2 separate regions of the Homo sapiens genome follow, and region 1 is linked to region 2. A link is a loop called in an ENCODE intact Hi-C map of the cell type or tissue named here. Cell type or tissue: endothelial cell of umbilical vein. All regions are shown on one strand. Each heading gives the region's core, and the rest is flanking DNA. Links, peaks and the distances in the headings are about the cores only.

The links. A loop is a pair of places that touch in the nucleus more often than their neighbours do. Peaks named below come from ENCODE experiments on the same cell type or tissue, not always from the same donor. Only the 100,000 strongest peaks of a DNase experiment are listed, where the experiment ranks them.
Region 1: a loop joins it to region 2, with 1.9 times the contacts of the local background. A loop is called at or near these places in 1 of 110 quality-filtered maps.

Annotation. Positions count from the first base shown.
Region 1 is chr13:51,367,039-51,383,986 of GRCh38, forward strand. It overlaps INTS6 (integrator complex subunit 6), which reads right to left. Exons shown (of 18, transcript NM_012141.3): 8 at 16,551-16,703; 9 at 16,291-16,423; 10 at 14,991-15,085; 11 at 12,424-12,534; 12 at 11,201-11,416; 13 at 9,010-9,136; 14 at 7,616-7,758; 15 at 7,170-7,401; 16 at 1,901-2,272; 17 at 767-860. Among named protein-coding and RNA genes, the nearest start is that of MIR5693, 27 kb to the left of the region's middle. RefSeq lists an enhancer at 3,643-4,142. In endothelial cell of umbilical vein, for the core only: no CTCF peak of the experiment used is centred there; a DNase peak (open chromatin) is centred at 13,433; H3K27ac peaks cover 1,516 bases.
Region 2 is chr13:51,225,778-51,242,725 of GRCh38, forward strand. FAM124A (family with sequence similarity 124 member A) reads left to right here. Exons shown (of 4, transcript NM_001242312.2): 2 at 5,571-5,602. Among named protein-coding and RNA genes, the nearest start is that of FAM124A, 12 kb to the left of the region's middle. In endothelial cell of umbilical vein, for the core only: no CTCF peak of the experiment used is centred there; a DNase peak (open chromatin) is centred at 4,944; H3K4me3 peaks cover 436 bases; H3K27ac peaks cover 803 bases.

The DNA of each region.
Region 1 (16,948 bases), core at 8,477-16,476, 150 kb after region 2:
GATTTATTCTAGGCCTCCCTATGAACACTAAAATCCACGAATGCTCAAGTCCCTTGTATAAAATGGCCCAATATTTGCATGTAACCTATGTACATTCTCCCATATGCTCTAAATAATCTCTACATTATTTATAATACTAATACAGTGTAAATACGATATGAATTAGACTGAATTATTTAGAAAATGACAAGAAAAAAAAAGCCTGTACATATTCAATACAGATACAACCATCCATTTCCCCGCCTCCAAATACTTTCAATCTGTGGTTGCTTGAATCCAATGAATGTGGAACCCAGGGATACAGAGGGCCAATGTACTAATGATCCTGGGCTACTGAAACAATCAGAATAAGGCCCATTTGTCCAATTCTTGTCTCCTTAATTACGTTTTCCCATGTAAAAATAAATGACACTCAAGTACGTTATTTTTAGTCACCAATATTAATGTATAAAGGAGAAAAATTAAAGGTTATAAAATATTAATGTAAAGATATCAAAAAGCTACAGAGAAGAATAACAAGAATTCTCCAAGTATCCAGTAATTTGTAGGGAGAAAAGGTCCATAATTCCTGAAGAATGTATGTGTGGCTGTTTTCTAAGTGAATTTCTTTCAATAAACTAAAAAAGAATAAGAATTTATTTATATGTTGGTATGCCATATACATTTATAAACAATACAAGTGCAAAACGGATACTATTAAAATACTGCCTATATAAACTGTGGACTCATTTCATCACCATTTCATTATATGCAATAGTTTATTTACCTTGATGCTTCTTTAATGACATTTTGTAAAAATATTAGTCTTGTTTGTAAACTGCCTTGCACATGCTTCAGTAAAGTGAAGATTCTTTCATATTCTTAAAGCAAAAGAAACAAAAAGAAAAATTAAGTGCCTTTCATTTGTATTCTTATTCAATATTCTTCTTTTGCAGTTTATGATATTAAGATATACTGAGATAAAAACATTCTACATAAAAATTTCACCACTCATTAGAGATTTTATATTTTAACATATATGTAAAAGTAAGTACACAGCAACAAAGATAAAACAACTAATCAAACCCTGCTTTGTAAGTAAAAGTTCCTATTAAGGTATCAAACATAAAGCTTAAAAGGATGAGTAAATAGCTTTATGGTAGTATCACTAAAAAATAAGAACAAGTGGCCTTTACAAAACTCCATCCTTACAGTTTAAAATTCTAACAGCTAACATGGGGGTAACTGGGAAGTGGGGGTAAAAACCAGACAGGTTAAGAGTGTTATTTCAGTTTAAAGTTTTCATATGAAACTCTGCAAGGGCTATAAACGTCTGAACTCCAAGGACTGATTTGTTCCCATTTCTGGACCACCCAGGTCATTCTACTACCCCAGGGCAAGTGATCTGTTAACATCCTCTAAATGAATGCCAATAATACTGAACTTTTTCCCACGAAGTTCTTTTGTGTTCATATACCAGAGAGCTTTCATAACTTTAGTTTTTTGGCCTAAACATATCCTATAATATCACAGTTTAACTACTAAACATAGTGGTAGGCACTATGACAAGAACTTTACAGACATGAAGTCATTTAATTTTCACTATATCTCTTGTGAGCTAGCTGCTATATTAAAATTCCATCGTTGGTCAGAATATTCAAGACTATGGGTTCCTGTCAATTTATCTGTACAGTGTTGCTCTGCTCTCAGTCCCTGCTGCCTACCACCATACCTAGTACCTTGGAAATAGAAGATATTTGGTGTTGGTCAGATGAATAAAGGATCTTAACTGAGATGTTGTTCAAGACAGATCTAGAATCATATGTATTCTTTTACTACAGTTACTTGACTTTTTTTTTCTTTTTTGCTTTTTGAGCACATACAGAAATCAGATCTGAGGTTCGTCTCTTATTATACATACTTCTTCCTGGCTTTCGGATCTCTTTCATTATTTGTGCTTTTAGTTCAGTATTGACCTCTTCATGGCTTCTGCAATGCATCAATTTCTTTCCTTTGTTGAGTGAAGATGCTGGTATGTTCTCTTCAGCACATTGTTCTTTATCTCTTGGCTCCTCATGATTTTCTAAAAATCCACCAACAGTGAGGTCATTGGTTCCTAAATGGTCATGACCAAGAGCCTCCATATGATTGGTTGGCCGTTCCAGTAAACTGGCTGGAGAAGATGCTGAAAATTCCGTATCCATAGCATTTGGTGTAATGTCTGATGAAAGTTGGTCTGCAACATGATTTTCAACCACATCATGTATTATCGAATCATTAGTGGTTTCTGAAACTAAAAACAAAGATACGGGGAAAAAATTATGGGATCCAGTCTCAAAGCATACAGTAAATAAAGCTACAAAAGAACATTACTACAGCAAGTCAACTGTTTTCCTTGACTAATGCAAGTTAACAAATAATGTGATATAGTTTTTAAGCATTGCCAAAGATACGGTAGATTTCAATGTGACACATACACAGTATTTACAAAATATTTACAATTTTTACCCTTGGAGGAAAAAATAAAGCCAATTTCAAGTAGTTTTTAGTTTTCTGGTTTATTCTATAGCAATTTTATTGAAACAAGTAGGTTCTTGATACTTCAATGAAATATCTATGATCAAAATTATCACGGTCATCTATCTCTACCTTAGAGAGCCCTAACTCACACATATGCCTTATACATCTGGTATCATTTAGAGGCAAAAGTAAACACTGGGTAGTTTTTACTTTCCACTTATATTTCTGCCTTTAACTGTTCCAAATTCTGCAGGGAACATACCACCAAACAGGTAATGTTTTACAGTATACCTTCTAACTAGAGAATCTAGTCATCATTTATTTACCAGTGCAGAGCAACCTGGTGCCCACTTCAGCTTATTAGACTACTAAAACTGAAAGCTCGCAAGCCTTCCTCTTAACACCAGATTATTAGACTTGCCCCACAGAAAGCAGCTGAATTTTAAGTTCTCTGATTGCTCACCAACCTCCAGGATCCCAGCTGAATTCATCTCTACTGTCCTCATTTCCTGTCCAAACTATAAACTTAGTTTACCCATATTCCCCTATACACTCATCACAAATCCCCCAAATTCCTGACTCTCTCCTAAATTCGATTCCATGATTTGCAAACTCCTCTTTACTGAATATTCTCTACAACAACTTATGCTTTAACTGAAACCCAGCTCTCCTGTATGGAGACTGCTCTCCTTTCCAGACCAAAAGTAGAAATTGCTTTCTCTTGCACAATCTCCATAGGCATAAAAGGACATGGAGTCACTGATTCCTTCACTTCCTAGTGCTATTGCAAAATTACTCCCTTGCACTCTTGTGAGACTCAACCATGCCATTCACGCTGTCTCTCCTTATCACTATCTTAGGCCAATCTCCAGGGTACAAGCCTGTAAGCCACTGTTGTCTCTGGCACCCAGTTCATAGCCTTCCTTCTGTTGTGCTGAGCCCCTATCAACTCCAGTGGGGATGGCACCAAGTTCAAGAAGCCAAAGAAGAGACCCAGAGCCAGCAAACAAGACAAGGCGTTTTGTTGGGGGCTACATAAAGGGGAGCAAGCCCAGTGGTGGCAAGCTAGGCAGGAGAAGCACCTTACATACAGTCCAATGGTGGTGGGCTGGACAGGATAACTGCACGGCCCAGTGGCAGCAGGCTGGGCAGAAAAATGGCAACTGCTTGCAAAAAGTATACAGTTTATATCGTATTTTCACTTAGCACTCTTCCCCCTAACAACCTCCACCTGGCAACCTTCATTTAACCCAAAACAAAGGGCCTCAATCCCCTGTCTGGCCTGCATTCACTTCACAATGGGTTAGGGGCACAGATGTTCCTTATAGATAGGGAATGGATCTTTGGGTTAGCCACCCTATTCCCTAGCTCAGAACTCCCAACCGCATGCAGGTGTTGTCTGCAAGCAGGGTCATTCTCAAGGTATGCTTCAGTTATTGCTATCAAGCACATCTGCCATGCACATTCCACCCCCAAAGCCCTTCTGACTTCATTCTTGGTTCTTACTACTACTCGAAGTCTGGTGTGTGGACAAGCAGCAGTACCACCAACAGAGAGCTTGCTAGAAATGCTCATCTGCCTCAGACTGAATAAATGAGAATCTGTAGTTTAACTAGACCTCCCAGGTGATTCACATGCATATTCAAGTCTGAGAAGTGCTGTGGTGACTTCAGTGTTTAAGCAGATCACCTGTTAAGAACCTGGCCTCCCCATTCCCCAGCTTCTCTCTAAAGAACTTACACTTACACCTTCGCCTTTCACATCCAGACAAATTCAGAGATGGAGGAGTATCATCTTCACAGTACTCCCGCTACTGCTCCTTAACTCAGCCAGACTTTGACTCTAGCAATTCCTCTACTTTCTTCCTCCTATTAACCATATCCCTTCTAAGTAGCCAATTCTGTATCAGGCTTATATCCCTGTAAGTAAAAGTGATATATCACTTTTACTAATGTCTGAATTTCTCTTATTCTACTGTCTTCCCATAACATCTGCCAAGCAAAATCCCATCTCTTGACTCACTATCTGCTTGCCCCAGACTTGCATTTGGAATCATGAGCGCTGCTGGAGAAATAGGGCCCAGCTCTACAGAGTGGTCACAATCACCATCTCTACTTGGATCCCAGGCACTGTCTAGCAACCTTATCACAATCTTTTCTCTCTCTCTCCCACAGAGATTGTTAAACTCCCTCACTCTCTTCAAACCTCTGACTTTCCCAATATCCCCTTCCGTCTCAGCAGTATACTTCACCTTCTACCTCACAGAGCTCGGAAGAAAAGCAAAGCCATGATTAAGGGACTTCCTTTACCTTCCTCTAACTAAATTGCACACACCCTCGCCCCACTTCCCCCACATTCAGTGTCAATGGAGGGAGCATTCTTTCATCTATGCTCTAGACCATTCCCTCTTGCGTTCTCAGTAATTTTGTGCTGAGTATGCCTTTTCTCATTTTTATTTTCAACCTCTCCCTCTTTACTGGTTCCACCACCAGCACTGAAACATGCTCAAGCATCTCTGATATTAAAAACAAAGAAAAATCACCATTTTCAAAACCCTGTGAACTCTTCCAGATACCATGCTCTTTTCCCATCTTCCTTTTACAACTAAACTTAACTGGTCGTTTATACTCATAGCCATTGTTTCCATTTTCTCACCTCTCACTCCTCCCATAACCCCTTGTTAGGCTCTGCCCCTTTACTCCACAGAAACTGCTCTTGCTAAGATCGCCAAAGACCACAGAATCTTTCCATTTCTCTTGATTGAACAGTTTTTTTTTTTTTTTTAAAGTATTTGGGACAACTACCCACTCAATTATCTTGCCCTTTAGCTTCCATGACATTAAATTCTCCCCTATTTTCTCCTAGCTCTAAAATTCTTCCTTCTCAATCTCCTTTTCTGCTTTCTCCTCTTAACTTTGGCACTTTCAAGGTTCTGTTCTGAGCGTTTTTTCTTCTTTTTGCCTTGGTGAGATTTTATTCAGTGCAATAGGCAGTAACCTGCCTCTCATACTACCCCTCTAGCCCAATCCTCTTCTCCTGAGCCCAAACTCAATATTCATCTTCTAACTTAGGATCTCCACTTGATGACCTAATATGCACTTCTAAACTAAACTCATTTATCATTTCTTCTTCCACCCACCCAGTGTCTCTCAAGACATACGTCTGACTCCTCCCCTGCTCTGGTCCCAACATCTGACCAGTAACCAAGTCCTTCAGTGGTATGTCCAGGTATTTCTCAAATACATATTCTTCTTGAAACCCCACTGTCAGGTCAGCAGCATCTGTTCCCCGGGTTTCCCAACTGATTCCTGTGCATGCACAATTATTTAATAACATCAAATATACAGTCAGTGTCCATACTCTCCAACATGTTTTCTGTTTGTGGAAAAGTTTGATTTTGTTTGATTCTGAGTACAGTTAAGGCCTATACATTGCAACTGGCTTATATATCTCTTAAACTACATTTGAATCTGTAAAATCCTTCCGTACCCCTTTTATTTTTCTGGAAAAAATATTTTTTTTCCAGGAAAAAAACCCAACAGATTCTTTGTCCTGTAGAGTTTTCTACAATCTGGATTTTACTAACGGTATCCCACATGTTTCTCTGTCCCCTGTATTTCCTATAAATTGGTTTGATTACATTGATGTTCAATTTTGGTGTTTGGTTTTTTTTTTTTTGGGTAAGACAACTTCAAAGGCAGTATTGGATACTTCCATCAGGAGTCATATAATATTTTGTTTCCCTTCAGTTAACATGCTGTAAGTATGACCACTATATATAATTGATAAGTCCATTAATTCATTAGGGTTTCCCTACATTCATTCTTGCTCCTCTCTGATAATAGTCCACACACATTACAGTCAACCTGGTCTTCATAAAATGCTAATCAGATTAGGTCACCATCATTTTAAGCCTTTCAGTGGATTCTCACTGTCCTTAGAATAAAGTTGAAAATAGCTTCCAAGACCTTCCATAATCTGGCTTCTATCTTTCAGTTCTCACCTTACCTCATTCCCAACACCCTTGCTATACTGGAATTTTTTAAATTCCCTTAATGTCTTTCTCTTTATGCCTCTGCACATACTATTGCTCCAGCATAAGCAAACGGCACAGCTTTTGGCTTAAGCATTAACTTCTTCAGTTAAGTGCCTTGACTTCATTGACTTAAATCCTCTTGCCAAATGCTTCCAGAATATACTTGACATCTTTTTCGTAACATTCAACATACTTCCAATATCTGTTCAATGACTGACCTTCCTTGCTGATTATAAATGAGGGCAGAGATCACTCCTGTCTTCAGTGGTATACCTCAAAGCACAGCATTATCCAAAATAGCATACATATTTAATAATTAGTTGACTTCAACTGAAATTGAAAACCATCTTTCTGTGGATAGTGATAATGCTCCTTTCGAAAGTATTATTTTGAAAGATTTGCAAATGTATGTTAGAACATAATAGCTAATAAAGCATCATAAATAAGAAATGTTCAAATGTTCATTAAAAAGACATACAAAAATGATTACATGCTCATTTAAACAAATTTTCTATACATTCATTCACTCATTGTACTACTAATCAATTTCCTTCTATAATCTATAACAAAAATATCTTCCTTGAAAAGGAACCAAAAGGCAGCAAATAATGTTTAAGAAAAAAACAATTCTTACTTTTATGAAGAGGAAGAGGTTTAATAAGATCTGGCTGTGCTTGAGTTGTAGGTGCAGGTGGTCCTTTTCCCCCAATATGATTGTTTACAACAGGATTCTGCTGTCTGCCTCTTAGTAGTGGAGACATACACCGACGTCTTTTAGGGATCCCTTGCATATTTGGTTCTCCGGGTCGTTTATGTTTATTTTGAGGTCCAGCCACAAATTCATCTGCTTCATCTATCATCATACCCTTTAGCAAAAAAGAATACAACTTTCTTGAATTTACAAACAATGTTTAAATGGCACAACCAGTGTCAATTCCAATGAAGGTAACTATATTCTGTTCATATTTATTAGATACTCTACCAGGAAAATAGCTTCAGCTTACTTCAGTTAAATTAAGAACTATAAAACTGACAGTGCCTACCATAAACAAATTACATAATAGAACATTTCAAAATTACCTTCTTATCCAGCTTAAAGGGGTTGCCAAATGTATGCAACCTTCGTGGCTGATCAGGATCAAGTTCTCTTAGTGGAGAAGGTACTTGCTTGAGGTATTCCTGGTAGTTCCCCATTTGTGCTATAGGAACACTGTGCACTTGATCTTTCAAAAAGAATACAACAGCAAAAAAAGTTAACCTCCAATTAGTTCTCAAATAATGTTTCCTTATATATGAATGCTACCTAGTGTTATTCTAGACAGTCTTCTTTACCAACATATTCTAAATTTGTTTGGTGCAATTATAACCACTGCGACAAAATATTTTAAAATAAAATTTAAAATACTGATCTCATCATCTAAACAAAACAAAAATTGCCATTAATTTCACACATACATACATTGCCATTAATTCCACACATACAGAAAGTATGTGTGGCCAGGCGCAGTGGCTCATGCCTGTAATCCCAGCACTTCGGGAGGCTGAGGCAGACATCCGGATCACTTGAGGTAAGGAATGAGACCAGCCTGGCCAACATGGCAAAATCCCATCTCTATTAAAAATACAAAAATTAGCAGGGCATGGTGGCACGTGCCTGTAATCCCAGCTACTAGGGAGGCTAAGGAGGAGAATCGCTTGAACCCAGGATGCGGAGGTTGCAGTGAGCCGAGATCACACCACTGCACTCCAGCCTGGGCGACAGAGCAAGGCTCTGACTCAAAAAAAAAAAAAAAAAGTATGTGTGATCTTACCGTGAAAGATGTATCTCTTCTCTTCTGCGCTATTCCAAATAAACAGAATTTAATTATAGTAGAATTTGTAGAAAATGGAAGTACAGTATGGTAAAAAAAAAAAAAAGTCGCATAGCTAACTCTTTTATATAAAATTATTGTTAGAACTCTTAAATCAGAGGTGGCAAACGTTTAAAGTCTCATCTGACTTGATTTATAGTAGGTGCCATGGATAAAGGTGAAGAAGGAATTATCAGAAAATGTCATGAAACTGGCCATCCAGAGTTAAACCATCAGATACTGGTATTATCTCAAGAAAATGATTGAGATAAGAAAAATCACTTATTTTAAGTATACAGTTTGATAAGTGGGTGTGTGTGTGTGTGTGTGTGTGTGTGTGTGTGCGCGCGCGTGCGCGCATGAATGCATGAGAAAAGCTATAAAAGGAAACTAAACTGTTAAGAAAGGTTGTTACCTCTAGGGAAGAGAATTTGGGGCAACAGTGATGGTAGGAAGAAAGGTACAGAATCAGGGATGATTCACCTTTTACTTCATTTGTTTGAACTTACAATAAGAATGTTATAGTACTGTAATAATTCTTTGAAATTTACATCACCATGCTATGCTTTTTCAGACTATAAAGAAAAAAAATTAAAAATACCAGTATTGAAACTATGTTCTAACCTTCGTCCTGTCCTTTCAGAAATCTGCGAGTGCTCTTCAAAAGATTAGATCTCATTCTTGTTAAGTGATCCAAAAGATTTCGTCTTGGTATGTCATAAGCATTTCTAAATGTCTGTGGCTTCAAATCCTATTAAACAACATTCGAGGACAAAATTTATTGTCAAACATAGAATTACAAGAGACTAAAATCTCTAGCCTGCAGCATAGGTTTGGAAATAAGATATATAAACTGGTTAGCTTAAAAAAAATAAAATAAAGACATATGATATAATCTTAATGTACCGGTTCAGGGCCAAAAGATGAAAATTTGGTAGTGAGCTCAACCAAACAATCTCAATTCACCATCTAACTCTAAAGATTTTATTATATATTCTGGATAAAAGAAGTAAACTCATTTAAGTAAAAATCAATCTCCAAATTTTAAAAACTGAAGTTTTTTAAAAAACAGCTTTGATGTGTAATTTATATACCATAAAATCACCTATTTTAAGTATATAGTTTGATGAATGTTAGTAAATTTATAGTTGTGAAACCATCATCATAATCCATTTCCACCATCCCCAAGTTTGTTGTACCCACTTGCAGTCAATCACTATTCCTATCCCCAGGCAACCACGTGACTTGCTTTCTTTCTATGCTCCATTTTATAAATGGAATTTTGCAACGTCTAATCTTTTGTACTTGGCTTCTTTCAATTAGCATGATGTTTTTGAGATTCATTGACATTATTCATGTATCAGTAGTTTGTTCCTTTTTATTCCAGAGTAGTAGTCTATTATATGGACACACCACATCTTCTTTATCTATTCACCAGCTGATGGGCACTTGGACTGTTACAAGTTTTTGGCTATTATGAAAAATGCTGCCATGTTGGCATGCTAAGCCTACAAGTAGAATGACTGATTGTACAGCAAATTTATGTTTACACTTCTTAAGAAAATATCAACTATTTTCTATCAGTAATGTTAGGAGGGTTGCTCCACATTCTCATCAATCCCTGTATTTTTTGTCTTTTAAATTTTATTCATTCTAGCAGTTATGAAGTAGTATCTCGTTATGGTTTTAATTTGCATTTCCCTAATGGCTGATAAGGCTGAGTGTTACTTCATGTTCTTATTTGTATTTGCATATTTTCTTTGGTGAAATGTCTGTTCAAATATTTTGCCCATGTTTGTCCTTTTATTATTGAGTTATATGAATTCTTTATATATTTTGATACAAGTCCTTTATTTGATATGTGCTTTTCTCCCAAGCTGTAGCTTCCCTCTTCATTTTTAATGTTTCTTTTAAAGAGCAAAGTTTATTTTTTATTTTAATGAAATTCAATTTATCAACATTTTTGCTATGTGCTTTTAGAAATCTTTGCTAACTCAACATCACAAAGATTTTTTCCTATGTTTTCTTCTAGAAGTTTATAGTTTTTGTTCTTACATTTAAGATCACGACCACTTCAAATAATATGAGGTAATGGTCAAATTCATTATTTTGCATATGGATATCCAATTGTTCCATTTGTTTAAAAGACTGTCTTCTTATCCACTACCTTATTTTAATATCTTTGTTAAGAATTGACTGTGTGTGTGAGGGCCTACATCTAGACTCAATTCTGTTCCACTAATCTCCTATGTTTATCCTTATGATGGCACCACACTGCATGGATCACTGTAGTAAGTTTTACAATAAGTTTTAAAATCAGATGATATAAGTCTTCCAACTTTATTCTTCTAAAATTGTTTTGGCTATTCCAGGACCTTTACATTTCCATATAAATTTTAGAATCAGCTTGCCTATTTCTACAAAAAGGCTGCTGGGATAAAGATATCTGTAACCATGAGTACTCACAAAGCATTTTTGGATCATGCTGTGGGTCTAATAGGGTCATCAGTTTAAGTACAAAACTATAGTGAATTCTACCATCCACTACTGCAACTTAAAGCAATTTCTAAACCTCTGTTTTCTCATCTATAAAATAAACAAGTTAGTTTACTCTTCATCAATCTATCCATTCATTCACACACCATGTACACTGTTTTAATTCTAGCAGTGACAGTATAATGATCATTAGTCTACAAGAGTACAGAAGTACTCTTTAAAGTCTGGATAAACTGAATGTCAGAGTTAACAGAAAATGTGATTTATCCAGTAACATAACAGAACATAACTAGAGTAGCACTAAATTCATGATTATTACCTTATTCAGCAAAGCAACTTGGAACCCAGTGTATTCCTTCATATTAAGGTCTAGCAGTCTGTGAGGGACATCCTCTGAAATTCCCTGGAGGAGTTGTTGAAAATCTTTCCTATATGCCATTGATAAACCATGTGATCGGCTCCGGACTTTTATTCCAGTCTCCTGTACTACTTTTTTGCCTACAGATCCAATGACTCGATCAGATTCTATTTTGGCCTAAAGTAAAAATAAGTCAGAATTATCTTGATAAAATCTAAATTAATAAATCAGATACTAATGGTTATGATCTTCTATAAATTAAATATATATTTTTTAAGTATATAAGAAGTTAAAAACTCAAGTAGCATAGTTTATGTCAAGTATTGGGTAAATTAAACATAGTTTAAACAACAATGTCTTATGATTTTAAATCATTACAACTCTAAACTTTTGGAGCAGGACAAACACAATTTCAATTTATTATTTTATTTATTAATACCCACTATACCTAAACCATGAAATATAAATGCACACTAAACAAAAATGTGTATTCCCAATTCAGGGGTGACGGTAAATTATTTTTTTAAAATCATCATTATGTAAGACATTTTTACTAGCACATCAATATGGCAAATAATTATGCAGTTCTTCCCTGGAAAGCAAGAAGCAATGTTTTGACTCCTCCCAAACTGCCTTTTGATTTGTAGTTAAGGTAGCAATGTCAGAAGTACTGGAGAAATAATGTATTTCATAGGACATTAATAATTTCACAGTCAGTTAAACTATATACTGCTTGACTACTATAGTATTTATTAATGTGACTTATGGCCAGAATGACAAAATTCAGTGTTTTCTACAAACATTTCAAAGAAACTCCCATTCTGAAAGAAAAATCTGCAGGTTTCAAAACATAAAGAGTTTTTTTTTTCTTTTTTAAGGAAAAATGACTTTCTAATCTAAATTTCTCAAAAGATAAATAATGTTCACATATAGCAAGTCTAGGACCACACTCATGAAGCCATTTTCATAAATTAGGAATTATTATATAATTTTCAAATTAATGTTTCAAAACATAGCACACCATGGATGTGAGACAGAATTATGTAATATATGGCTCTAAAATGTAATATATTAATATAATGGAATTCCATTAGAACCATCAAGAACTAGCTTTTAACCTGTTTAACCATCCTAGCCAAAACCATTCAAAATACTTAATGGCTCACTCTATTTCTTGATATTACCTGTTGACTCAGTTTTTTGAGGTATGAAATGACACTGTAACTAAGTCCATATTCCATACTGTCTGCTATTAGGTTAGGTGCTCCCATCATCCTAACAGCTTTCTTCAAGGGCTATAGGAAAAAAGAAAACATCATTCAATATTAAGCTTATTAAAAACTTATGGTTCCATGTATAGTCTGTCTTAAAATTTTCTCCAAAAAATTATTTCCCCTTCTTTTCCTCAATAAGGAAGTAACACAATCGTATTTATGTTTCAGTAAAATGTTTGTCAGTGGGATGAAAGGCCGTTTGAAGTAGTTAAAAAGGATTAGAGGCCATAATAACTCCCCAAGACAAGAAGGATAAGATACTGGTCTTCCTTGGTACCACTGGGAGAAACTAGGTTTGGAATAAATGGACAGAAGACACATTCTAGAGGTAGCTCTGATAAAACATGGGTAGTAAGTGAAAAACACTCAAGGAAAATGCAAGATTTCTACTTTTGAGTAATTAGCTGCTCAACCACTCACTAGTTATATGATTCTAGATCAGATTATAAATAAGCTCTCTGGCTCTCTGTGGCTTAGTTTCTCATTTGTAAAATGGGGATAATAACAATACCTACTCTTACAGGGTTGTCATGGGATTAAATGAGTTAATACACATAAAGCACTTTATAAAACCATTGGGTACAAATTATTAATCATTACTATTATTATCATATGCTGAGCTGAAAAAAAGCTCTGAAGGAAACATAAGCAGGAGGAAAAAACAATCTAATATTTATTATGGATGTGGTAGTTGAAAGTTAAAAAAAACTTTCAATTGTAAGGAGAGACTGAGAAGTACTTTATACGATGAAAAATATCACTAGCAAGAGTGTCTAGCATTTGTGAATCGGATAGAGCCAGAAAAAGGATGATAATCATTGACATATTAGAAAGTGTATAAGCACTGGTGTCAAACTGAAATCAAATCCCAGCCCTGATATTTAACACCTATCTGGCTTGGCTAAATCTTCAGGGTTGCTATGAAACGTAAATGAGTCAACATATGTAACAGTTCCTGTTCGAAGTGTTTGTTCTTTTTTGTCCTTCTACTTGCCAGGCACTGTGTGCTAGACATTCAACACAACTTATCTGTTAGAACTATAAAATGTCATGATTTTTAAAGCTCAAGAAATTAATCTCCTAATTATATTAGGGATGATTTAGAAAGATTATTTATAGCCAAATGCTATAATATTCCTGCATCAAAACAGAATACATAAGTGATTTTAAGTACTTTTGTTAAAAAGTTATCTTTCACAAACTAAATCATGTATTTAATAAAATGCACATTATTGGTTTTACCTACTATGATACACTATTTTGAAGTAATCAAGTCCTCTAAAGCATATGGTTCTATAAGAATATACACTTATCCACCTTACAAAGTGTTTCTAGAGATTTGGGAAATAATACAACAAAAACTATTGTGCACCCTTAAAAATAAATATAGTCGGCCCTACATATCTATGGATTCCGTATTCTGTGAATTCAATCAACCACAGACTGAAAACGTTAGGAAAAAAAAATGGATCGTTGCATCTGTACTGAACATATATACAGACTCTTTTTTCCTTGACATTATTCCTTAAACAATACAGTATAAAAGTATATACATATTAAGTAACCTAGAAATGGTTTAAAGTATACAAGAGAATGTGTGTAGGTTATATGCAAATACTATGCCATTTTATATGAGGGACTTGAGCATCTGTGACTTTTGGTGTCCACAGGTGAGCCTGGAGCCAATCCCTCACAGATACTGAGAGACAACTATAATCATAAAACTGTAATTTTAAAAGGTAGTACAACACTCGAGGTTAAAAGCCTAAATCTAAGCCAGACTGAATTTCAGGCTCCTCATCCCCTCACATATTAGCTATGTAGCCTTGTGCAAATTATTTAATTTTTAATGCCTTAGTTTCCTCATCTATGTAACAGAACCAATAATCATTTCTACCTCATAGGGTAACTGTATAAATTAATGATGTTGCTTAGGACAGTACCTGGCCTACGTAAGCAGTACATAAATGTTCTCATGATCATGATCATCATCACTACTCTGCAAATCACTGAAACCTCTCTTTACCTTTATACCTATAGTGGTCATCTGTATGCTCAATTTTCATGTCATTTAATCTATAAAAGCAATAAATAAAAGTTTATAATACCCACAATAAACCATAAGCATAATATAATTAACAAGTTTTTTGTTTTTTTTTTTTTGGAGACGGTGTTTCGCTCTTGTTGCCCAGGCTGGATGGAGTGCAGTGGCACAATCTTGGCTCATTGCAACCTCTGCCTTCCGGTTTCAAGCGATTCTCCTGCCTCAGCCTCCCGAGTAGCTGGGATTACAGGCGCCCGCCACCACGCCCAGCTAATTTTTGTATTTTTAGTAGAAACGGGGTTTCACCATGTTGGCCAGGCTGGTCTTGATCTCCTGACCTCATGATCCACCCGCCTCGGCCTCCCAAAGTGCTGGGATTACAGGCGTGAGTCACTGCGCCCGGCCAACAAGTTCTTTTAAATAATATTCTTACCCCAAGATAGTAGGGAGGCATTGTCTTCAAATAACTTTCAAATGACTGTCTCCACTTCAATGTTGGTTTTGCTTTATGCACTTTAAACAAGTCATCTAGAAACGTATAATGTGAACAAACTATCACTACTCATTATTTTCACACATAGAAGTCAAGTCAAAGACGTTTCCTTTTTAAAGTCTGCTTTGTTATTTTTGAGAGAGTAACATCAGACGTTTTTTAACATGAAAGTAAGATTTACGGTTTTGTCATTTTCTATAAAATGAAAAGATGCCAATTATGGTCTAAAAGTACATGCAGGAATTAAGTTAGAATCAGAAAACACACAAGGAAAATCTATGCCCTCCCTAGACCTAGACACAAAGCAGATTTGAAGACAGAAACAAAGCATGCACAATGTTTTCTATAAAATATACGTACTAATATTTTGACTATAACTTTTAAATTTAATGTGATTTCATGGAAGGTAAGTTTTCTCCAACAGCACTCCTCAAAAATGATAGCTAGATTGTACCCAGAAACTAACTTTAGGCTTTTATCAAATTATTTTGGAACAAATTCCTTTATTTAAAAAATATTTGCCAAATGAAAATTAAAGTGTAGATAAATTCTTAGAAAATGCACTCAGATCTTGTTAACTATACTATGTTTCTACAAAATGTCTCATTTCAAACAGAAAGCCTACATTACCAATTCTAACTGTTAGAAATCTAACTTGCAGAAAAGTTAGAATATTTAATTAAAAAATTTAAAATGTAATATCTTTGGCCGGGCACAGTGGCCCATGCCTGTAATCCCAGCACTTTGGGAGGCCAAGGCGGGCGGATCACCTGAGATCAGGAGTTCAAGACCAGCCTGGTCAACATGGTGAAACCCTGTCTCTACTAAAAATAAAAAACTTAGCTAGGCATGATGGTGTATGCCTGTAGTCCCAGCTACTTGGGAGGGAGGCTGAGGCAGGAGAATCGCTTGAACCTGGGAGACGGAGGTTGCAGTGAGCTGAGAATACGCCACTGCACTCCAGCCTGGGTGACAGAGCGAGACTCCGTCCCCTCCCTCCCCCACCCCCCCGCAAAAAAAAATACCTTTATTAAATTGCAGACTAAAAAGTGTTTCAATATCATCTTTTAATTTACTGTAAACACGAACAGATTGTTATATTTTCTTAAAGATGTTCAACATTTTAGAATATTCAAAATATTTTCATTGATTTCCAGAAGACAAGAAAAACTACAAAGAAATGCGCTTTAGGAGAACTTTTATATGCTAAGCCAAGGAGAAAGTGACAAGAATGACTTACCTAAGAGGGGAAGAAGGACTGGATAATTGTAAGGCATCACAAATAAGTTGACACAGTTCAGTGCTGTACTGGCTTTCAAGTAACCAAAAGGATGACCAAGTTCACTGTATTTTGCACTATTGCTCACGTACACCTGTTAAAAAGGAGCGGTTAAAACTTTAATAACCTTTAAAGAATGTTACATAAACCATTGATTCAATTCAGCTTTTTAAGAAATGCCTCATTTAAATTTTGGGGTCACTGTAAGTTGTTCAGCTTACCTGCCAACATGTTTGAGGAGATTTCCTTTCCAGGATAAATTGAGTCAGTGGTGAAGGTTCCAACTCATATTTGTCAAAAGGAAGTTTATCAATAACCATTGGTTCACAGTCTGTACAGGAAAACTTCACTACAGGATGAGATGTACGAGGTGGCTAAAGGGGAAAGTCTTGTAATTACTACTTACATGAAATTTCAGAAACAAAACTAAATATTCCTCATTATCAAAATTTACTCAGTTCCTCCGTCTTGCTAGTAAGAGTTTGATTTACTGCTAAAAGCAACATTAAGCTGAAAGGAAACACTTGAAAATGTAATGCTAAAGTTATGTAATATTCACAACAAAAAGATAAACACTTGAAAATCTATAGAAATGAAAATATTTTTAGGTCTTACGCAA
Region 2 (16,948 bases), core at 1,182-9,181:
AAAGGAGACAGGTGGATTCCTTTGTCTGGAAAAAGGAGAGGCAAAAAGAGGCAGTAGCTAAAGGGGAGAGTGGAGTGAAGAAAGATTTCTTAAATATAGGTGCTAATTGAGCAATCAGTGTGATAGAAAGGATTCTATAGAAGGGGGAAGGAGAAGGAGGAGAAAAGATGATAATCTGTAATGTTGCTTGCTTGCTTTCTTTTTTTTTTTTTTTTTTTTTTTTTTTTTTTTTTTAACAGACAGGTCTCTCTGTCACCCAGGCTGGAGTGCATTGGTGGAATCATGGCTCACTGCAACCTCAAATTCCAAGGCTCAAGTAATCCTCCCACCTCAGCCTCCTAAGTAGCTGGGATTACAGGCCCGCACCACCGACACCATGCCCAGCTAATTTTTTTATTTTTATAAACACAAGGTCCTGCTATGTTGCTCAGAAACTGTCTTAAACTCCTGGCCTCAAGCAGTCCTTCCACCTTGGCCTCCCAAAGCACTAGGATTATAGTTGTGAGCCACTGCTTCTGGCCCTATAGTGTCAGCATTCTGAAAAAGTGGAGGCAGATGGACTTCATACCACAGGGGGATGGATGGCTTTAGGTAGGAGGCAGGACATCCCCTCCTGCAATTAGAAGGGCAGGCAAGATGGGGTTTCTCTTTGGTGTAAATACAGCCCTCCATCATCTGAGGAGAATGGAGATTTGAATAGTTGTTTGGGGCAATGTTGAGTGGGTGCCCAGTTGAAATTTGCAATTACGTATTTAAATAAATAACAAGGGGTACGAGTTCCCGTTGTTATTTATTTTCTCGCAGCAATGCTCAACTACCTAGGGTCAGGCAGAGAGAGAGAGTGGGTAGTTAGGATCATCAGAATTTGGGGTAAGGGGGTGTGAACAAAACACAGAAACAAGGGCTGTCAGGGTATTGCTTAAGCTGATTATCCTTTCAGTGGCATGATGGAAGAAACAGTTCCGAGAAACTTTGTGGGTCCCACTGCCAGTGGCCATGTTGGCCACTTTGAAAGTTACAGTCACAAGAGCCAGCCTGCTTGCATTCATATTCTGGCTCCTCCACTTAGGGACTGTGAAACCTTGATCCAGTGACTTAACCTCTCTCTGCTCTCAGTTTCCTCCTCTGTACAAGAGGGATGACGATAGTAGTACCTACCTTCTAGGGTTGGTGTGAGGATTAAATGAGCATATATATTTAAAGCCCCTAGAACAGTGGCTGTTCAGTGTCTAGAACCCTTAGTACATGATTATTTCTCACCATACTATATTATTATTGTTATGAGGAACACTCCAAATTATAAACTTAGAGTTTTATTTAATAAAAATGGTGAACTCAAGACCATATGTTTTTCAAACTCATCACAATAGATCCTCTGTTGCTTTTAAATACCTTAAGTAATTTGATCATTCAGAGCATCTGAGAGACTACAGGGCATGCCTCACTATTCTAATAATTATATTTTACAGATGAGGAAATGGAGACTCAGAGGGCACATGGCTCGTTAGAGGCATGAATTGAAGCCTGGATCTCCAGTATGCTTCCCACCTAGTGAAGTTGCCTCTCCAGGAGCTGTCTGATCTGTAATTAATTCTTGTTTTCTGCTCAGACATTTTCTTTTGCTTGAAATGCTGCTGCTGCTGTCTCACCCACCTAATACAGGCCAAGACTAAAAGCAAACTAGTATTCTTCTGTAGCAATTGATATCATTTTGAAACTCCCATTTTCCAAATCCACTTGAAAGATGCCTTGTGCTTTTATGTACTTTCTGTTAGCAAAAACTGGCAAGTCGGCTGCTGATGGTGGTAAACTATCTTAAGAAACAGAATCCCTTAAATAGAAGGACAGCCAGTTCCTTGTAAACCCAAATAAAAGCCAGTGCTTTATAATGACTGTTTCATTAGTGATGTCTTCAAGATTTGGCATGTAAGCCACTCTTTTGTATGTGATGGGTTATTTTCATTCAATAGTTTGGTCTGGCATTAATGAACTTCCACTTCCATCTCAGCTGTCACTGAGCTTCTGAACCTGTAGGGCCATACCATGCCCTGTTTCTTTGGAGGACCTCCAATTGATACTTCGCTGTGACTTAAGACATAACAAAAAATCAGGGGTCTAGACTTTAAATAGGTGGGTGGAAAAGAATAGGTGGGATGAATTTTTAAATGGGATAGGTCTTTTAAAAAGATGAAAGGGGAAATGCTGTATAGAAGACCAGATCGTTTGTTAGTACTTTGTTATCTTTGTATTCAAGGTGGAGCTAGTTAACACTAAATTTAATTCAGTGCAATGAGGGTTAACAGAAGAAGTTCATGATGCTCAATAGCTGATGTTTTACAGAAACATCAAGATCAATTTTACAGGAATGCCAAGATCAATTCTTATGCCATGATTTTCCTGGAAAATAATTTATTCTGTATATATGTAGTATATATATATATGTAGTATTCTGTATATATGTAGTATATCATTTGGTAGCTAGGCTGCTGTCTGATAGGGTAAACTGTCTTAAGTACAGAACCTCTATGTAATCCCTATATGTAATATTGTAATTAATATAGACAAGGGACTGCATCTAACTTTCTGTTCATTATTGGCACAAATAGTAAATAATATTTGGAAATGTGTCTATATTTGTCAGGTGTGTGAATGTACATAATTTTTGTATTATTCTGCTCTATATCGTGTATAAATTTTTCATTCTAAATTCACCTTTCATGCTTCATTCTGGCAGGGCTGAATGTCTTATGCATAGCCAGCTAACTAAATTCTTAAAAGGTGAGACCAATAAACAGAAATCTCAAGGCAGCTACCCTACTGCTGTTCCTCTTGCCTAAAAAAAACTTGTCCAGAGTACAGACTTGTCCAGAGAACCCTAATGAAATACCTGGTTATTCTCTGAAATGGTTTGAACCTATTTATTATGTGCAGAATTGTTTCAAGCTTTGTAGTTTGTCTTTCCTAACCGTATTTCTAGTAAATAAGCTTTTGAGGTTATTTGGAATATATTTTAAGAGCTATAAAAGTATTTATACCTCAAATCAGTCTATATTTCCACCCATGATAATTTTTCTAAGGAAAAGAAAATAAATATAAAGCCATATTCATAAATACCTCATTGCCGTGTGTTTTGTAAAGGTGAACAACCAGGAGCGATCATTTAGCCAACAAAAGGGTTGAATAAATTATAGTGTATTAATTTAAAATGATAATTACAGGAAATGTGTAGCAGCATGTTATGATGGTATCAAGTGAAAAGAGCAATTCAAAATTGTGTCTCCATCATTATGGCAACTGTGTACAAATTGCATATACTGAGGATCAGAGGCTGGAGAGCAGTGGGAGGCTGTAGGTGACTTTCTGTGTGTTTCCGTTGTGACGGTGGACCCGGGTGAAAGTTGGACAGCAGAGCTGGGCCATCCGTCACGGAGAGAGGGGTTTGTGTTTTACACTAGCGAGCTTGAATTTCATCCAGAGAGAGACATGATCAGATTTATCCTTTGCAAAGATTGGCTGCTGTATGTGGAGGGAACTGCAGCAGGATCAGCGTGATTGTCAGAAGGCTGACCATTCGGCGGGCCCAACCCGGTGGTGCCCTTAGTCTCTAGAAACGTGGAGGGACTCATAGAGGGGCATCAGTTATGCCAGCACCTGTCCCAAGACACTAAAATACTGTTGCACTTTAAGATTCTTGAACTATGTTTCAAGTGTAAATTTCATTCTACATACATATCCATCTGTATGCAGATCTTTAAAATGTATGCATATGTGAATCCCATCTGCTTCAAGAGAATTTGGAAAATCCTAGCTGAAAATACACATTTTAAAGAATAAAAGAAATAGAAATATCGCCATTCTTATTGTGTGTTGTATTTGAATAGTCATGACATTTCTTTAAAGTCTGTCCATCTTAAGATGATTTTATTGTAATCAAGTTGTTTTCCTGTTGCATCTACCACAGTGGATATTTGCTGAGCAGTCACTAAGTTTATATATAATTACATTTCCAAGTATTGTTCTAAAGTTTATGTCCTGAATGGTTCCAGAAAGAATTTAATGCACCAGTACTGGGTTACAAATCCTGGGCTTCAGAATGTTGCTAATCCTTGACCCTCCCCTCTCTGTTGTCTCCCTTAGCTAGTATGTCACCATGTGCTAGCCAGTCAATCCCTTCTGCCTTCGGAGTCCTTCCTCTCCACCCACCGTGCACACTCAACTTCAGTCACTAATCATTGCTCACCTCCTGGCCTCTGTACAGATAGTATCACTTTAATTTCCTAGTCAATAAAATATTGAATTATATATATATATATGAATGCAGTTTGTAATATATAAAGGGATATGCAAATGTTGGTAGTTGTTATTCTTTCCAGTTTTAAAATTCATTGATTCCATGACTACTAAAGTATTTCATTTGTGAAAGTGAAAACCACATGTTGTTTTCTTCCATTTTGTTCCTCGACCAATAAATCAATGCAGCATTTTGAGTGATGTAGGTTATTTTAATCAGTAAGAGGCATGCTGCTTATGATTTTTTTAAAAAGTTTTGCATGTACTTTTTTAAATGTGGCAAGAAGTTCAATGGAGTGAAAATTGGATGATTCAGGAAAGGCAGCAGGAGACTAAGGAGATAAAAGGAATGTATATCTATAAAATTAAACATAATTAAGCAGTTTATTTGCATAACTTCGTCCCCTAACTTCCATGGCAGAATAAATCCCTACGTGCTAAAGTGATTAATTTCCTACTGAGAATGACTTTGGGACACTAGGGGAAGAAAATAAGTAGCTTCCATATCAAATTTGTTGCCAGAGAGGAAAGTCTTAACAGCTACAGAAGTAGGGCAGAAACTTACTAGAGATTAAGCAGATCCTTGGCCAGAGCCCCACTCTTACGGAGGCTGAATGCCAGCAGCTGATTTCTCAGCATAGAAACTGAAAGGGCGATTTCACCCCAGCCTTAGCCTGCCTTTTCCCTTTCCCGATCACAGCTCACATCCTGTTACTCTAATATCCAGCAGGCTTTCTTCTCAGATGGAACTGAAATCAGTGGAAATATCATTGTGCCTTTGTTTCCTGGTGGTCAGCCCCACCTTGAATGTGGAAACCTTCGCAGCTGAGGTTCCCTCTCTCCTCGCGCTGGGATCCTCTGCTTATGTTAGCAAAGAACATTTCCCCATGGTGTTGTGCGAATATTTGAAGGGTGCTCATTTGCAGTAACCTTTGGAGTGAATCTGTGAGTGGTGAATCTGTTGAAAACTTTGGGGCTTCTCCCCAGAGAAATAACCATTCAATATTTTTGCTAAACCTTTAGATGGCTTCTTCCAAACCTCATCAGAGGAATTTGCAGAACTCACATGAGAGCCCCCAGAATTCTAAAGTTCCTTTAAAGTTTTCTTTCAAATTCAGACATAACTTTATTTTGCATAAAATGAGCCTTAGCACTGCAGTTTTTAATTGGTGACATTTCTTTACCAGCTAAATGCTACTTACCACTGACTGTTTAAAATTCTGGCTTGAATAAATCATTTGGATAAAGAATTCTACTAACGCTGAGGTCTTGTGTTTCAGGTCCGACTACAGCCACCTGTCCTCCACGAGCAGTAAGTATCTTTTAAACATCCTTCAGCATTGTCTAACGGTCCCCGGAGAGGTCAGTACCCTAGAGGCCATGTGTGTACATGGTTTTATAGTAGGTAAGAATCACCAAAGCATCTTTGCCAAAGAATGTGGTACAGGATGCTGTAACTCTGGAAGTGGAGGCTTTTCCTGGAGAATCTGATCATACAGAAATTCAGCCTGAAGGATGTAACCCAGGCTTTATCAGCTGCTTGTGGATGCTTCTAGGAGCATCATCTCTGAAGAATCTGAGGTAGCGCTTTCATTGAACAAACATCTATCAGATACCTGCTACCCTCAGGCAAACAGAAAGCTCAGAGCACAATTCCTGGATCCCTGCAGTTGCTCCAGCTCATCTCTTGCAAAATCTCTTCCCTTGCATGTCTGCATCTGCAGGCAAATATCCTTCCCTCTCCAATGGAGGGAACATCTATCTCTGGCAAAATCCTGCGAAGTGTGTTAACAGTTGGAACAGTTATAGCTAAAGTGGAAAAGTGATAGCTAAATTCCCTAATTATAACCTACATTGGTTATACATGCCAATACATATGTACCAATACGTATGCACATTGATATACATATATATCAGTATGTATAACCGATGTAGGTTGTAATTAGGGAATTTAGCTATTACTTTTCCACTTAAATGTGGCTAAAAGAATACAGACATTTTTATCAATCCATCATCCTGTATTTGTAATTCCTGGCTTATAAGTGGTTATTATATGCAGCAGAAAATGATCAGGAATATGTTTACAAAGACACTCTGGTTATTAAAAAGGTGCTTATATTTAATATTAAAGTACAGGTAAATTTACTCATGAGAAATTATGCCTCATAACTAGAAAGAATTGAGAGTGATTAAGATTACTACATAAATGACCAAAGCCATTCAGATTGATTGAATACTTATTTTAAATTAACAAAAGTAATTGTCTTAATATAAAGGCCCTGATTGTTTAAATCAGTAAATATTAAATTGTTTTGCCCTATCTCACTAGCCTGTTAAACTCTGAATTCTAAATAGTTCCCAAATGGAGAGACACTTAATTGGATTATTCTATTTATTGATGTTCTGGCTTAGTTTTCCTTTGCAATAACAGACTGAGCAGATAGTTTTATATCTGGATTTGTAATTTAGTGTCAAATTATATTTCATTATTAGTATAACTGCAATGAGCAATTTCTGGTCAGTTCAGCCAACTGGAGACCAAATGTTGCCCCTTAGTTATTAAGAACCTTAGTAATAATGAGAATAATGCTTCAGAGATTTGCACTCATTCCCCAAAGCTCCTGCATTCCTAAAACCAGAGAAAGCTCAGTTGAACTCTCTCTCTCTCTGTGCCACCATTTCCATTCCACTCAGTTTTGCCCAGAGGCTACATTTCTTTTCAGAATGATTTTTCTAAAATACTTGTGTGAAGCCTTAGTTCAATTTGTAGCTCACAAATCAGTCCTCTGGTCACGACACAACACCTCTATAGTTATCAAAACTGGTAATTTGGTTTGGGATGTTTTCCTCTCCATTATTTTAATTGCAGCCTCTGAGTTGGAATTTCTATTAGTGCAGCTGGGATCAATACCCTGCTATTGCTCTTCCTTTCTACTTTAAATGTTTGGTGGTTCCTGCCTCACTCTTCAGTGTTGGGGCCTCTTGGTGAGTGAGTGTGTATATGTGTTTCAGTTAGGAAATGTATTTGACTACAAATAATGGTGGAAAATGATGGCTAAACAAGTAGGGATTCGTTTTCCTCTAACCCTTAAGAAGAAAAAAAAAGTCCACGGAGGCAGTGCAGGTCTGGTGTAGAAGCTCCTTTTGTCATCTGACTACACCGTTCTCAGCTTTTGGCTTCCTTCCTCAAGCTTGTCTCAGAGTTATAACATGGCTGCCTCCACCCCAGCCATCACATCCTTGTTCCAGGCAGGAAAAAAGAAAGGGGAAGGGCAGAAAGTACCTGCCAGCTGAGCCATCCCCACTTTTTAAGGAATTTTCTCAGAGACTCTACCCAGTAATTTTTCTCTCTATTGGCCAGACCTTGGTCACATGTTTAACCCTAGTTACAAGGGAGTCTGAAAAATGTTATGTTTTCTTTGGTTACATTGTCACATGCTATGGTTCCATTAATAAGGAAGAAGGGGAGAGTGGGTACCGGGGTGGGGCGGGTAGGGGGAAGCGGGGAGGCTTGACTGTCCCTGCGTCAGCACCAGCACGGTGCCTGGCCTGCCTCTCCTCCCAGCCAGGAGCATAAATCCTGGCGCCACCTACTTTCAGGAGAAGGCCCCTTGAGCAGTCAGTGAAGAGTAACATAGTTGACTTTCTGAAAAGATTTGGAAACAATTTTAAAACCTAAAGTCTTAAATCCTTTAAAGTATCAATTTGACAATGCTACAATAAGAAAAAAAAATATTTCCTAAGTAGATTTTTAAAATAATGTTTCCCTACAAACTATATAATCATAGGGGTCTGAGTGGAGAGAAGGGTAGTGACTTTGTTATTTATCCTGAATGATTTAGTTACAGGGCCTCTCCCAGTCACAGTTGAGACTTGGGGTGGCACCGTCTGTGTCCAGCAGGGTCCTGGGCTGCCCCTGCCCTACAGTTGCATTGTCCCAGTCCCAGTTTGACATCCTGGGAGCAGCTCCTGCATCTCATTGTCATTCTGCCACTGCTGTCAGCCTCTCTCGACTCAGTGGCTTTTGAATGATTCCTGGTTCCTGTTGGGAATTGAGAGTTAATTCTAATCATTCACTATTACAAAGTGGATTTTTCTGCGTGTGCAAGTGATTCTTACTCAACATTCACGTGATGCTCCTTTACCCATTTGTTCCTGAGTTCACAGGGGCAGAAATGCTTCCTTGGGGTAAGCTAGCAAGAGCATCGACCTTGTTGCCTGTTTGTCCACAGCTGAGTTTCCATTACTAGGGATTGTAATGAGACCTCCCTCCAGAGAGCACCATTCTATTTAGTTGTCTTTTTCCTCAAAATGCAGGGGGCTGCTTCCTCATGCCAGCTGCCCCATGGGAGAAAAAGAAAAGTTATCACTAAGCGAAAGGTATAAGAGTGGTGGCGTGGTGAGGTGTCCTGAGTTCTAGTCCCAGTTCCACCGTGAATTAGCCACATGCTCTTGGGTCATTCACCCTCTCTGGGCCTTTGTTTCCTCCTCTGTAAATAAGAGGATTGGGCTGGAAAGCCTTTAAGGGCCCTTCCAGAAGCTCTAGGAGGCTGAGATATGAATGTCCAAGAAACTCCTCTACAAAGAGATGGAAGGAAGGAGGAGGAAGGAAAGAAGCAGGGAAGCACTGAGGCACTTACCTGTTTTCTCTTTGCTCTCTTTTTGACCCAGCATAAAAATCTGGAAGCCTGGGCATCCTCTCTCGTGGCCTGTAATGTAAATTCTGAAGCAAGGGCCGGCCAGAATCAACCCGAGCTTCTCTGAACCGTGAGCTGCCTATAGGTCGGTCACAGTAGAGAGACTGTGGTGAGAGGCAGCAGCTCCTTTTTGTGCCCCTCCCCTCACAGAACTGCACAGGTCTAGGGTAGGGGCAGGCATGTGGACTGCTGGGCATCGTCCTCTTTTCCTCCACCTCACAGATCATGGAACTGCACTTCGCTGACTTGTCCTCTGTCCCCGTCCAGATCCGGGGGATGTGACCGGGGGGCTTCTTTAATGGATGGTTTGGTTTTGTCTGGGTGAATTTTTTCCAGTTGCAACGGGTTCATTTGCCTTTTTCAGATCGACAAGGAAGACGGGATTTTTATTTTTATTTTTTTCAATGTTTTCTGAAAGGCTAAACACACTGTTGGCACTCAGGAGATCTCAATAAATCATAATACTTGCTATGGAAGATTAATTTTTACTTCCAGAATCCTGTTTTTCCAGAAATCTAATGAGATCATCAAGCCACTATGTACAATTTACATTCTTATGCAGTTTAAATAAAAGGAGGGAAATTATTTATAAACAGGAGAAAAGAAAAACAATAATTATGCCAGGAAAAAAAGCAACTCTGCCACGTAATGCTAACGAAATTTGCATCATGTGTGATTGAATATTTCCATTCAAATTAAGATTATAATCATACTTAGAGAATTACTCTTAGAAGGTATTAGGAACTTAAAAATTATATTTTTAGGAAAATATGACATTTTTTGAAGATATCTAGCCCCAGAATAAGCCAATAGGAAGTAGTCAAAGAATTAACTAGTCCTATTTGAGGCTGTTCTGAAGGAACCTTCTCTATTTTGTCTCCTAATTTTGCCTCTAAAACTGTTCCTCCTCAAAACTCAGTTAGTCATGAGCTCTTTATCTGGCACCTTAGGAACTGCCAGCGATGGCAGGAATGCCTTGTAGACAGCAGAAAGCACAAATGCTAAAAGATTGGGTGAAGTGATAGAGGGCTTCTCCTAGCCCCTTGACAGTTCCCTGAGGAATTCTCTGTGGCTGTGGAAGTCAGGGAGAAAAGGCCACCAACAGTGTGCTCTGCTGATTTGAGCCTGGGAACATGTACTGAGCCATGCAAAAAGGCACAACTGATGGGTGGCTGTGAGTCACTGAAACTGTTTTTCAACCTCCTGGGGACTCAGATTCCTGCCCTCTTCCATTTTGGCCCTACCTTCTTTTTCCAGCTTCCTGCTCTGTCCCTCCAGTAACTCAGATAGCCTCCCTTCCTGTCGACATCCTCCCTACTGCTTTCCTGGGGTTGCTGTGTCTGAACTGCCCTCGAAGCAGCCCCAACTAGGCACAGCTGCTGCTCTGGGCCCCTGGATCACTCTTATTGAGAGAAAAGGGGTCAGGTGGATCACAGGTGTTTTTCAAATAGGGAAGTCCAGGTGTCTTGGTTAATTACAAGCCGTTATAGCTGGTCTAGAGCCACCACTGGGGCTTGTCAGTTCTGCTTCGCTTCTCTGTCTGGGAAGACATCTCATCCCTTCCTGAGACTGTCTTTCCTCACAGCTGTCTCTTTCCACATAAATGCTGCCTTCTCCCTTTAGTTTCTCAGTCATTTCAATATTTTCTTACAAGTTCAGGATACTGATGCAATAAATGTTTTGATTTTGGCCTTGGCCACATTTTTGCAACCCCTCAGCATTTTGGAGGGAAAGATGAGCTCATTGTGATATAATTAAGCAATTACATTTGTGATAAGCCAATGTAGGAGCTTTGAAAGCAACACATGGAAAAGACATGATTGCATACTGTAGAACTCCTCACCAATGCGGAATATGTGAATACATATGATCTGTGTTTCCATATGCAAGAGCTAAATTCAGACTTGGGATAATGAAGTATTTATTATTTTCTTTCTGTTTTCATTAGAGAAGATGATAACTTATTGACAGATTTTGCTCATTTTAGAGCCAGTTTTTTATCACATCTCCAAAAAAGGAAGATCAATGTGTCAGAAGAGATGCTAGTAGTCAACTTTTATCCATTTGTAAATGTTAGAGTCTTCATTTTTTCTTCTGTGTAAAATACTTTCCCTGTAATTCTCAAAACAAATATTCTTCCAGAGTCTTATTCCATAAGATCTAGGCAAAACTCAAATCTGTTTATTAATTCTCATAAAGAACAATTTTAGCTATTGAACTTGCTTAATTTTGTGATTAGCATGGAGTTGGCAGTGTTCACAGGTTTGTGAAAAGACTCAAAAATCCACCTCTTCCATCCCCAGCTTCACACCCTACTGCAGTAAAATTGTCATAAAGAAAAGTCACCAATATTCTCTAAATTAGAATGTAGTCTCTTAGAGTTAGTTGTATACCTTGAGTGTCTCAGTTCAGGTCTGCCCCTATTTTCATTAGTTTTTTACTTCCTTAGCTTCCAAAGGGCTTATTAGTAATACTAATGATTGTTTGATATACTGTAGTAAACCCAGCAGTTGACATAAAACAAATGAAAGCACTGGGGAGATGATGTACTTATTTCCAAGTGGAGGAATATCATAGGGTTTTGAATTTCTACTCTACCATCCACAGAGCTGGAAGTACTTGAGCATGCAACTTCCAGCCAACGAACCCCAAATAAGAACTATTTCCATTTTTATTACATTTAAGACCATGTCCTGGCACAACAGTCATGTTTATTCGCAAAACTCTTCTCAAAGGAGATTCAGGGTGAGCTGTGGCACAGCTGGAATGAGTCTGCAGCCCTGGATCGGGTTCTCCATAAGGGGCTGAGTGTTGGTCGATGGTGTCAGTGATAACATGTTCCATCTTGGTGTGTGGCCATGGCTGCAGAAACCAGTGAGAAACCACTGAAATGCTGTACATCTGTACAGATCAATCTGATTTCCTTATCCAGTCTGTCTTCTTCTGTGGCTTTTCCTTCAAAGTGACTGAAGAATTCAAGCTTTTACTCAGTAGTATCTATTGTATTCCAGGCATGGGGCATCTTGTATACCTATAGCTACTGTCCCTGTAGGTGTATGGTATGAGAGAGCACCCTTAAGGTTTCTTTTCCCCACCCCAGAAGCCAGGGGCCTCACTCCAGCTTTCCCTAACTGTGGAGAGAGGGCCCTGCTGCTGGTGGCTCTTCCCACAACCCCAGGCATTGAAGCTTTCTGTGGAGGGGCTTTGGGATACTTGTCAGGTTCCGAGGCCTCCTCTTAGGGCTGGGGCCATTTAGCATGTAGCTGGTAGGTGACACTAATAGGCCACAGGCCTGGGTGTGGCATTTATGGCAGGTCTGGGTTTTGCAGCCACTTAGGTTTTGGCTCAGCCACAGCCTCAGAGCCACAGAATGCCAGCTGTTGTGGGTCAGGGCATCCTGCTTGCTTCACATTTTGTCAGCTGCCCAGGGAAGGTGTTAATGGCCTGGTAGAGCGTATAAAATCACCAAACTGGAAAATTTGCTGCTCAGAGTGTGGTCCAGGGACCACTGCATCAGCATCACCAGGAGCTTGTTAGAAATGCAGAATCCCAGGCCTCCTGAGGCCAGTAAGTTGTATGTACTGAAAGTTTGAGGAGCACCGAGCTAGCCCATCTCTTCGTTATGCAAGCTCGCTCTTAAATCATCCCTGATACAGGTGGCTTATCTGAATCTCTTACTTTTGGGTTCTAATTTTTAAAACCTATAGGCTCTAGGATCCACCTAATATCTAGATGAAAAACATTTTTCACTTGATATTTGCATTTTTAAGTTGATAATTGAAAATATGTTTATCCATTGAGAGTGGTTTATTCTAAAACACGGGATATATCCCTTATGAAGAGGGTAGAGGTGTGTGTTTGGGGTTTGTCTGAGAAGCAGGTAGCAGCCTTACCTGTTGGACCATGGAAGTGGCAAATGAAACCTCTGAGATGAAGGAATCTACTGAAGCTGAACGTGTGAGTCCATTAGATTGTTATTTCATGGTGTGGGGCCTGTATATTCAGAGTCCTCTGAATGGGGGCCTGAAAAGCTAGGCAGTATTAACTATCTGACAGTTGATAAGAAAAAAGCAATAACCAAAGATATGCATCAGGAAATCACAGGGTAAGGACAGTATATGACACAGACAACTCCTTTGATGCTTTGCTACGCTGGCATCCATTTCCAAAAAAAATATGGTGTAGTCCTTCTGGTTTCAAAGGTCAGTTTTAGTTGTGTGACTTCAACTCGACAGAGGGTGTTGATTTCCATCCGGGATATGAAAGAAAAATGGAGGCAGACTTCTCGTGACTACTTTCTCCCCCCTTGAAAAGCTGAAGTGGTACTTCAGGGATATCTGGTCTACCAGAATCATCAGGATTTCCCCCAAGACAGGAAACGAAAGTGAATAACTGCCACTACTCCTTACCTTGATGTGCCTGGTGCTTTTCTCAATTTCAAAATAATTTTTTGCTACCCAAATAATACATAGTCATTGCAGAAAAATCAGAGAATACAGATTAGCAAAGAGAAGCAAACCCAGAATCCTACTATCCAGAAGCAACCATTATACATAATTTGGTGTCTGCCTTTGTAGGATTTTTTTCTGAGCATCTATATATTTATGTAGATATATAACATTTTGGGTAATAATTTACTAAAAAATGGCATTGTATATTTTGTTTTATAGTCTAATTTTCTAACTATAGTACAAACATCTTTATATGCCAGGAAACTCATCTCTATAATAGTTTGACTATTCATACAGTATTCCCTTATATTTTTGCACTGTACTTTATTCACCAGTTCACTATTGTTGGTCCTATAGGTTGTATTCACTGTTTTACTACTGTAAACAGCATTGCCAAAAACATCTTTCTAATAGGTCTTTGTGCATATCCTTCCTTATTAGAAAAAACTCCTACAATTGGAATTGCTGGGGTAAAAACTGTACTCTTTAAAGCTTTTGATCCCTATTGCTAGGGTATTCTCCAAAGGTGCCATTTCACTCTCCCACAGACATGGATGAGAGTGTCATAAAAATTGTGATTTTATGTACACAAAAGATTATCTGGATAGATACATATGTAGATAGATAGTAGGTTTTTTAAACAATAACAATGAGCAAAATTACTCTATGGAGTCGGTTATAAACGGGGAGACTTTCAGGTTTTGGAGAACCACAGGGAAATCTTTTCTGCTGCCCTCACTGGAAGTGTGGTATTGATGACAATCCTGCTCCAGCCTCGGACTACAGTAACAGCCACAGCAAAGCCATTGGTGCTCCGTCCAGCCTTTATGGAAAATATTTTCCACTCCAGTACAGTTTCTATCTTTGTTCAACATCCATACTGCTGTCTTTAACTGCTGATGGTATAACAAGTTAGAAGTAGCTGAAAAATATGATACAAAAAGCCAAGTCATATCCTTTCAAGGTTACAAAATTCAGAGTCGAAGAAAACTAAGATGATCCCATCATTCTTCCTTCTTTCTAAACCTTCTCTCCTTCTTCCACATTTGTGAAACTTCTATTTTGCACATCACCTGATTCGGGAAGGGAAGGAATGTTCCACATGCTCTCACTCCCCTTTTTATTTTGACCTGACTCTGACATCTTCTGACGTTATTATTGGCACACAAAGGAAGTGAAGCTGAGCAGTTCAACCTGTGCTTAGAAGAATGATTTTCCTTTTCGTAACAACAGTAGTTGCAAGACGTCTTTCCTTTGTCAATTATGGAGATAATTGGGCCTTTCTCTACAAGTCCATATTTAATATTTCATTGCCCCAGGCTTGAGGAGAGTGAGGCTCAAACATGTAGGGCCACAGATAGACTGAACTGGGAAGTTAGAGGTCTCTCTATGAGACAGTGTGATGAAGGGCTCGCCATCTGTTAGATTATAACACGTTCTGCTCTTCATTGAGAACTCCTATAAGAAGCTCCTATTATAAAGAGTATGAATTTTCAGTCACCAACTCAGACATAAAAGCAGTACTGCTTTATTTCTCTATAATTGAGCTGAACTTCATCTTGAGCTGCCGCCCTCACCCCCTAACAAGTGAAGACACAGTCCTGCTCTTCTCAGGGATCCCAATGCCTGCAGGGCTCAGCCCAGGAGAGGTTCAATCCATGATCCTTTCTCAGAACGCTTCTGGCACACAGATTTTCATCAAGTTCCTTCCAGTCGTCTTCCTCCCACCAGAAGCCCAAACTTGGCATCTGAGCTGGAAAAGCTGCCCTTGCAGCCCCACATGTTCTTCTGCCTTCTGGTTCACAGTGTGAACCCTCTGCTCTAGGTTTTTAGCCTTTCCTGGCTCAGAAAGCCTTTTCTGTCTCCAAAAGCCCAGCTCTTGCAACAGAGAGCCTTGCCCTTCAAGACCATTTCCTCTGTTATGAGTTAAAACAAAATTTTCAGAAATTCAATTACTAAGTTTATCTGCTGCCATCCTCCCTGAAGCAGTGAACAGCCAGGACTCTGTAGGTGGAGGGCCCCAAGGCGATTAAGAAAACTGTGGGAAAGGGAAACTTGGTTATTATTTCTGCATCCCATTCTCTGCGTCATTTAGAATGTATCATCTCCCATTTGTATTTTTGTTACATTTGTCACGTGTGAAGGTCTTGGCTTCTCAGTTAGATTTTAAGCTGCACAAAGGCAAGGACAAGCTATGTCTCCTCTTACTTGGAGTCCTTGGGGCAGGCACTTCAGGACTAGGTGCCACTGAGGTATAAAGGAGAAAGCCCTGAACTGGGAGTTGGGAGATGTTTGTTCTCTTTCTAGACCCACCATTGACAAGTGGCCTGACCCCAACTGTAAAATGAGGGGGCTGGACTGACTGTCTTACCCATCCTTAATTTTCTAGTCATGTCCAGTAAGTTTGTTCTCCAAATGGGCCCAAAGTACACATTTTCTAAGGAGACTTAGAAACAAGTACCGGAGACTTGTCAGTGTTATATTAAAATTTTCAAAATATTTGAATATTCCACTGAATTTTAGGCCAAAAAAAAAAAAATGAGTCCCCAGGCTCCATCCACTTCCTACATTGCTCGTTTGATCATGAGCAAAGCCAGTGCTGGATTTCGTCACTGCTGCATCTACTGCGTTCAGGACGTGTTTTATAAGCACATATGCAGTGGCTTTTCTTAGAAGAGTTGCAACGGCTAATCATTATTCATCTGATTTCTCAATATCCTGCCAGAATAAGTCCCTTTTTAAGATAAATCTTGACTAATATAATTGTAAGGATTCCTCCCACGAGCTCTAGTGTAAGACAGAGGCCTGGAGTTTCCTGATGAACAAATCCTTGGGATAGGCTTAGGCTAACATCTTCCTCTTTTGTCTTTTTTGTTTTGTTCTTTTTGGTAGATTTCTTTCATTTCCTAATACAAGATTAATATTAATTCTGTTCCTCTTGTTTCCAAGCCCTGCTCTGTCATCTCTGGATCTCCAGTATTTGTTGAGATCCTGACTTTCTCAGGATGACTTTGCTGCAAATGCAAATGACAAGCACATAATGTGGTTTAGAGAGAATTAAAATTACTGAGTAGAAGAAAGGACTCTGTGTAGAATGCTATAGCCTCTTCAGGCATTTTGAACCGTCAAATTTTTATGCAAGAGGAGTCTTAGTACATCATTAAGCATGGTACATTGCTGGGTGTCAGGCCTGCATTACTTCTCATAAACTTTCAAAGTCCTTGCAGTCCCAGGGACTTACACACGTATGCTAGATATGTTTAAGTGTTTCTAGCTGCAGTTATACCTCCTCAAACTAATTACATATCAACCTTCTGGTCTTCTCCCAGAATCTCTGTCAAGCTGTATCAGGATTTAAAGTGTCTGTCATTCCTTTGGTTGGTGTCCGGCTTTTGCTCCCCCTCCTTTTCCTATCAGGAGAGTATGTTTCAGAATGATGGACCTGAATGAAGCTTAGAAATACATTTAAAGTAAGATGGATGTCCCATTTCCAAGTGGAAAAAAAAACCG